Linked DNA regions of Mus musculus: region 2 is linked to region 1. Evidence: chromatin contacts called from ENCODE POLR2A ChIA-PET data. All regions are on one chromosome and are shown on one strand. Each heading gives the region's core, a stretch centred on a gene start or an enhancer-like site at or near the end of the contact. The rest is flanking DNA. Distances are from core to core; before and after follow the strand shown. Region 1 overlaps Aff1 (AF4/FMR2 family, member 1). Region 2 overlaps Aff1 (AF4/FMR2 family, member 1).

What was found. ChIA-PET counts read pairs that join two places held with the same protein, here RNA polymerase II (POLR2A).
Region 2: POLR2A ChIA-PET joins it to region 1 with 23 read pairs in Patski. The contact joins two enhancer-like sites. POLR2A ChIA-PET finds 5 or more read pairs at or near these places in 3 of 5 experiments (Patski and embryonic stem cell).

Annotation. Positions count from the first base shown.
Region 1 is chr5:103,776,370-103,780,258 of GRCm38, reverse strand. All of the region lies in intron 1 of Aff1 (AF4/FMR2 family, member 1), which reads right to left. Among named protein-coding and RNA genes, the nearest start is that of Aff1, 24 kb to the right of the region's middle. Within about 2 kb of position 1,863, at least 1 of the 3 ENCODE cell types and tissues checked has a DNase peak (open chromatin) inside an H3K27ac peak, as active enhancers do.
Region 2 is chr5:103,834,015-103,837,903 of GRCm38, reverse strand. It overlaps Aff1 (AF4/FMR2 family, member 1), which reads right to left. Exons shown (of 20, transcript NM_133919.4): 11 at 3,445-3,889. Among named protein-coding and RNA genes, the nearest start is that of Gm42139, 50 kb to the left of the region's middle. Within about 2 kb of position 1,968, at least 1 of the 3 ENCODE cell types and tissues checked has a DNase peak (open chromatin) inside an H3K27ac peak, as active enhancers do.

The DNA of each region.
Region 1 (3,889 bases), core at 614-3,113:
ATTTTCCAATTTGGGAAAAAAAAAAAAAAAAAAAAAAAAGAGGCTCAATGACTGACTGACTGTCTCACAAAGCCCTGGAAATCCAAGCTTGGTTAGTGATGCAGCCTTACGCTCCCAGTCGCTGGGCTGAGTTACACAGGGCAGTGATGACTAAGGTGTGCTAGCTGTTAATCACTCTTAATTCCTTCGTTTCGAGGAGGTGCACGGCAACCCAGGTATTATCCCTACCAGCAGAACAATCTCGGAACCACAGAACGCATGACTGGTTCGGCTGATTCCACAAAGCCCTTACAGGAAGCTCCTTGAGAGGGGCCTCAACAGGCGCTTGCTCTTCCGTTTTCTAAACACTGAGCTGCATACAATCCTTCTTTAGATCCTTGTTAGATTTTACACACTTGGGGGTCACTGATCCCACAGTAACCTCTGCACTCACAAGTCATGTCTCATACACTAAAGACATCCACAGACAGGGATAACACTCAGCAACCACAGTCTGGCATCAGGATGCTCTGCATCCTGGAGAGTCAACAGAACACAAGGATATCTACAAGGATATCTACAAGTCCCCCCTGCCTCCAGAATACAGGCAAAGTTCATGACCCTTGCTCCTGCTGACTGTAAAGGGCAAGGAGGCTACTTTTGCCTTGGTATTGATGATCACAGACTCATGGTTGAGAAAGGGGGACATAGAATGTTTTGGGGCAGGGTGGGGGTGGAGGGAAACAAATAAAGACAAAATTGAGTCTTCAGAACCTTGAGCTGCCCTGAGTTTATTTAATCAACATCTGGACAGATACAGTTTAACGTGTCGACATTTTTCATAAAACCAATATGTGAAAAGTTTCCAAGCTATTGGGTGCTAGGGACAGAAACAAGGGCAGAAGACAAGTGTAAGTCAGGCGCTGCCAGGACCCTTGAGAGAGAGAGCACTTATGCTCCAACGCACAGAACACTGCATTGCAGAATAAACACAAGCCAGCCGACACTCTCACTGACAGAACTCCCCACACAAAACGGGTAAAAATTTAAAAAAAAAAAAAAATCCGAACGAACCTCTGGAAACCTAAAACACACAGGGTGTGCTGACTTTCAGAGAGGTGGTGAAAATGCTGAAAAATTCAGCTCCAATTCCTCACCTCTTCAGAGTACGGTGATTAAGTCAGCCCCATGCTGGGCCTGTCAGGGTGCATTTACTCAAAGGCTTCTCCTTGGGGGATGGAATGTGTCACCGAGGAGTTAAAGTACTGAGAAAACCCAACTCTGTAGGCATGGGGGCGGGGGTCCTCTCTTCTTCTTCCTTACCACTAATGAGGGAAGGAGTCAAAGAGGCTGGGGGGAGGGGGGGAGAGATGAGGAAGGCCTCAAGCCACACAAAGGCCCAAGCTGGGCTGGAGACATGGTGCAGCGTGCTGTGGTAAGGTCCACCTGAAGAGCCTTCTGCCAGGCCAGAGCTCAGAGCTCACAAGCCTTGTCACTAAACTAGGTTAGTCAATCAGGAATGCTGAATGCCATTCATGCTCCCATGGCAACCCAGGGCCCACGGGGCTGCCTGTGAACAGCTGACTACCCATTTATCACCCCTGACTGCTCACTCCGTGTATGCCTTTCTCTCAAAGATGTCACCAGCTCCCTCTAGAATTAATGCTCAAAGTTTTAACTCTCCTTTGGAGAGTACGGGGGAGGAGTATCTTCTTTCACGCGTCTCTCCTTGTAGCCAGAGAAGGAGAAAGAAATCAACCCACTGGGTTCTGACTCACTGATTTAGCTCTTTGCCGTCCTGCCCTGACCATACAAAACAACTTATAAGACTCACGGCTTCCAGCCACCTTGCCTTACGAAATAGGGTCCCTGTGTCACAAGTGGATAGAAGTGAAGGAACGGGATCGGCGGCTTCTGTCACGTGACTTTAGAGCACTGGAAACGGTTCTGCCTGGCTTACATTTGTCTTCTGTCCTTTGTTTCCATTCCAAAAGCTTGGGAACTTTTTCTTTCTTTCTTTCTTTCTTTTTCTTTTTTTTTTTTTTAACACATTGGCTTTAGGAAAAACTGTCACTGCATTTTAAAATTACATTAGTTTGCCATTAAACTGTATCTCTCCCAATGTTGCTTACAGAGGACAGCTCCGTGTTTTGGAGACAAAAATAAATGTTTCCAAACACAAGAGACTACTCCCCCCCCCCAGTTCCATGTGTATGAAAAGAATGTGCAAGAGGCTTTCTCATAATAAAAATCACTCAGCTAAAACTTCCATTCTTAATACTGCTCCCTTAACCTAAAACACACTACAAACAACAAGCTGAATCGGGGGGGGGGGGGGGGGGGGACTTGGTCCCCCAAACACTCAAACTGACACTTAAAAAAGCAATCGGGGGCCCCTCCAGAAGACAACAATGATTCTATCAGCTGTATTCCTGGGGCTGATCATCTGTGTTAGGACCCCACACCCACCTTCACACAATTTAAATCAGCCTTGAAAACACTGCTCAGGGAACCTCCTGGCCACTCACTCTCCTCTGAGAGTAACTACACTCGATAAAGAAATTTAAATTCTTGTTACGCATCATAAAGTCTCTTTTTCCATTCTGAGGCAGTTTGCATACCTGAGATGCATGTTACAAGTTTTAGACTGATACCGGCTCTAAGGAAACACCATGTTAATTCACCTTGCAGAAGAACCTGGCACATACTTCTACATAGGTTCTAACACACTTTACACTCTGTTAGGTTTCCCAGGAGACTAGGGTGACGTGGTTGAGTGACAATGTGGTTCCTGGAGCATTCTGTGTATATTCAGCTCTGTGCCTGGCATGGTAGTGCACAGCTTCAATATCTTCACTTGGGAGGCAAAGGCAGGCAGATCTCTGTGAGGCCAGGCTAGCCTGGTCTGCGGAGCAAGCTCTAGAGGAACCAGGACTACCAAGAGACTCAGGTTCAAAAACAGTTTTGTTGGAACATTTGCTTCACAAAAAAGATATTCATATACTATTTTAGCGGAGTCTCTCTCTCTCTCTCTCTCTCTCTCTCTCTCTCTCTCACACACACACACACACACACACACACACAGGGCAAAACAAAATGGAGTAAAGAAATATTGTGATCATTATTTTGCAAAGCTCTAAACAGTAGATCAGCCCCAAACTGTAATTCTAGATCCCTGTGTATGAAGAAGCAAAAGCTCACAGCCTGCAGTAAAACAGAGAAAAACACGATCCAAAGTCCAAGTGCCAGGGCTGGTGTTTTATGACACACTGACCGTTTCTCCTTGGAATACATGCAGATATATTTAGAGGGAAGATCTTATTAATCTACAGGTAGAGAAGCCTAATCACCCGCCTTTTTGTTAAGCTGGCTTATGGTGATGCACTACCCAGCAGAAACGAGAGACACAGATAGAAGAAAGGCTAGGTGTTCCAATACACAGCAGACAAAGCCTTCCACACATATCAATAAAGGGGGATGGGATAGAGAACAGGGCTGGAGCAATGGCCAAGCAATTAAAAGCACTGCATTAACAGGCTGTAACTCTAGTTCCAAGGAATACCTTTGCTTCCCTTGACACTGGGCACACACAAGGTGCACAGGGATACATGCAGGCAAAACACCCAGACACATAATTAATATATAATATATAACATATAACTTGTAATATGTATGTATGTATGTATATTAGGGCTAGAGAGATGGCTCAGCAATTGAGAATGCCCAACGCAGAAGACCAAGGTTTAGTTCCCAGCACCTACATGGCAGTTCACAACATCTGACACTTCAGTTCTAGGAAGCTACTCAGTGCCTTCTTCTGACCTCTGTAGGCACCTGACATGCACCCATACACATAGAGGAAGATAAATAAATCACGCACACGCGCGCGTGGACACACACACACACACAC
Region 2 (3,889 bases), core at 719-3,218, 58 kb before region 1:
AATAAGGAAGACTGTCTACTTATCTGTGCACATGACTATAATCCCAGCACTTGGGAAGCTGAGACAGAAGGATCTTGGCTCTCAGGCTAGCCTGGGCTACACTGGTGACACCAACACAATAATATCAAAAGATAGCCACTTATTTGAAGGGGGCAATCTTCAGTCAAATGGCTGGAATGGATCATTTACAAAAGCGCGCACACACAGAGCTGAAGTCTCCGACTGTGTCCCTAAAGAGTCATAATCTTAAGAAAAGGGAGTGGATGCTGGCACTTGTACACAGCAGTTTAAAGAAGCACTGCTCGGCTTGTGTATTTACCTCAGTTTCTCCACTGTGCCTCATCAACTGTTCCTAACCCAGTCCCCTCTTCATCACAGCTGTCTGCACCATCGGCTCTCTCTTGCTGGCTGGCTTTTGGTTTTGCATGGCTGAGGATTGCATCCAGAGCCTTAATAATGCTAGAGAGGTGCTCAGACACTGAACTCCATCCCCACCCTACTGTGTAATCTCTGATATTCTCTTGAGTATTTAAGGCTAAAATGCCTTCAAAGACTTGAATCCTTTGAGAACTTTTGTTAAACTTCATAGTAGGACAGTGAGAAGCTGGGGGTGGGGGTGGGGGGCTTTGAATAAACTGCACTCACGTGAACGTTTTGGAAAACTCTTAAATGTCTCTAAATACATCTTGAAAAGGCGTTTTCTAGCTTTCACGCTGAAGATGAAGGCATTGGGGAGAAATATTCCCATGTTAAAAAACAAGTCAGGGGCTAGAGAGATGGTTAAGAGCACTGGCTACTCTTCCAAAGGTCCTGAGTTCAATTCCCATTAACCACGTAGTGACTCATAACCACCTGTAAAGGGATCTGATACAGTCTTCTGGTGTGTCTGGAAACAGCTACAGTATACTCATATAAATAAATCTTAAAAACAAAGCAAACAAACAAACAAACAAAAAAAAGTTGGTAAACCTCTGGCCTAGAGCCAGGTTCCCAGGTTTGCAAACCAGGTGACCCCACCGGAGGAGCCAGGGAGGCCTGAATGGCCGTCATGGCATTGACGCACAAAACGGGTAACATACGCAAGGCCTACCGCATCAGAGAACACATGACTCTGCTGAGGGGTAAATATACAACAACTAGCTTTGGATCCATAGCTCTCTGGAAGCGTCTCAGTCAAGCAGCTAACTAATGCCACACCTGAAGCAATGAATGCCTAACCGATGCTAACCACACTCACAGCACACCTCCACAGCTCCTCTACCCAAGCACCAGCTCGGCCTGAGCAGGGACCTGGGAAGGCTGCGCTTCACTGCTTCCAGCCCCACGGAATTAGGACTGCCTAGGAATTTAAAAAATGCCAGAGTCCTCCTCCCGCTGTCCCTAGGTGACTGTAAAGTGATCAGGCTTGCCAGGACTTTAATACAGCCAGGATTTAAACCAATGGGTCCCATCTTCACCACGGAAAGGCTGACTACCAAGCTGGATCTCTTGGCTGTTTGCTAGAGCTTTGTGTCTAGAATGAGGACATGGCCACTCCAAGGTGTGGTTGAAGGGAAGCTTCCTGTTGTAGACATATGAGGGAGAGTACAGCCAGAGGCATCAGGAAGGGTCCAGAGTAGGGAGAGGAAGTAGCGAACTTAACATGGTCAGCAGACTGAATCAGCCATGGAGGGGACGGGGACGGGGGCGGGGGGGGGGGGGGGGGAGAAAAAAGGAGAGGGGACCAAGATCTATTGGAGCACATGGCCCAAATGGCAGGTTCTATCGGAATCAGAAGCTGGGGTAGGGAAGCCCACAAACTGGAGAAGATTGGGATGGGGTGGGGCGAGGAGAGCTGAGAGGAGCCGGGTAGACCCTGACAGGTACCTGCTGCAGTGCACAGAGCACATGAGGCCAGGGCACAGTCTGCTTGGCTAACAGGCACCACAGTTGGCACTTATCCTCAGTTTCTCTTGGACCAGACACTTTGCAGAACTCACGTGCACGGTGGAGATGAGGAAACTTCCCCAAGCTCTGAACAGAATGCTTCCCTTGAGCCATGCCTTAGAGGCTCAGCTTCCAGAGGACAGGCTCTGATCTCAGAATGCGGAGGAGCTAGCCTAGACGCCCCCCACGTCCCCCTTCCCGTGAAGGCTGACGACTCTCTAACCAACAAGGAAGCACACTGCACACTGTATTTCCTTCCACTCCAGTGGGAGGCAGAAAAGCAGAGGATTAGTGCCAGAGACAACATAAAATAAGCCAAGGCAGCTCAGATGGGGGTGACAGGAGACTGGCTGCTGGCCAGCACGAGTAGGGGTCCCGCTCAGGCAGTAGCTGCAGGGACACTTTTCCCTAAGCATGTCCACCACAAGTTCCGATAAAGTTTTGTCTCAGACAGAAAGGCAGGCGGATGGACGGACAGACACACACACTATTCCATCTCATTCTAAAAGCTTTAAAAAAAAATCTTTCTAGCATGGTGGTGCAGGCCTTTAACTAGGAGGCAGAGGCAGATGATCTCTGTGAGTTTGGGGTCAGCCTGGTCTACGTGGCACGATCCAGAACAGAGCTCCATAGACATATACTGTCTCACCCCTAGTCCCCCAGCTAGAGTCCTGACACGGAAACCTGTCCTCTCTCAGCTCAGACAGCCCCTTCTTCAGTAAGCACCTGGGCACAGTAGATAGGGTCACAGATATTCAAGTCTCCAGCAACCAGGTTCTGGGGGAAATCTCCCTTTTCGGTTTGCTAGAGCCACTATATCTTTAACCAGGTGGATAAACTATCTGGGCTTCAACATGATCTTCCTCGTAAGATATCTTTCTTATACTCAAGAGTGCTAAATCCTCTCCTGGTCAGCAAAGCAGAGATGGCCCTTGTGCTCTGTGAAAAGATCTGGGCAGGTAGTAGTAGTACCCTCGGGAGTCTTTCCTCATCACAAAGGAGAAAAAGAAAAAAAAAATCCAGGAATCCAGAGCTCAACCCCTTTGAATAAAGGAAGACGACACTGTCCAAACTGGCATCATGCCTAATAGAAAGCCGCATCATGAAGGTTTGCCTTGAAAACACATCGTGACGGCCACTCAGCATGCCGAGCTTGCCCCACCAGCTCACTTCGCTACCTCTCCCCAGAGGCCTTAGCTAGTTCTAGGGACAAAGCACGTGGTCATGAGTGCACAGTTCTTCAGACGACTCAGAACACTATCGCGCCGCTTTGTGGAACCTCCAGGATAAAATACAGCACCCAGGGAGTAAACCATATCTGCATAAAACATAAAAATGCTGCGCCTCGCTGTGGGGTGTGCAGAAAGAGGATGCCTTCAGTGACTCAAGATACCCTGACCGAGTGACAGCCCGCAGGACGGGAAGCGGATGCAGGCCAAGAGGAGCCCTGGAGAGGCAGCTCAGCCGAGCAAGCTTCCACAACTCAAAGACCATGCCACCACCTGTCTCTGCACCCACCTTTCTCTTCTTGGTCACTCTGCTGGAGCTGTCACAGCTCTTGGTCTCCGAGTCCTGCTTCTTCCCTGCTGACAGCTGCTTGTCTTCTGCTTTCCTGGGGCGGCTCCCCTTCCCCAGAGGCTGGGGAATCCTCGTGAGGAGGTCTAGGGTTATCTTCACCACCAAGCTTGTCGGTGGTGGGGAGTCCCTGAGCGGCGAGAGCAATTTGGTGTCTCTCAAAGGCAACAGGAGCTTGTCTTTACAGCCGTCCCCTTGGGCAATCACAGCCTGTCGGCAGCCACTAGTCCTGACGCTGCCACTGCTGCCCCTGCTGCTGTGGGATGGACCCTGGCTCTGAGTCAAGGAGACAAGAGCAGAGTGTTCTGGGTTCCTGTCCCCAGCACTGTCCTTCGGAGGCTGGGGGGCTGAGGGCGCCTTGGAGGGGGCCGTGGAGCTCTTGTGCTTC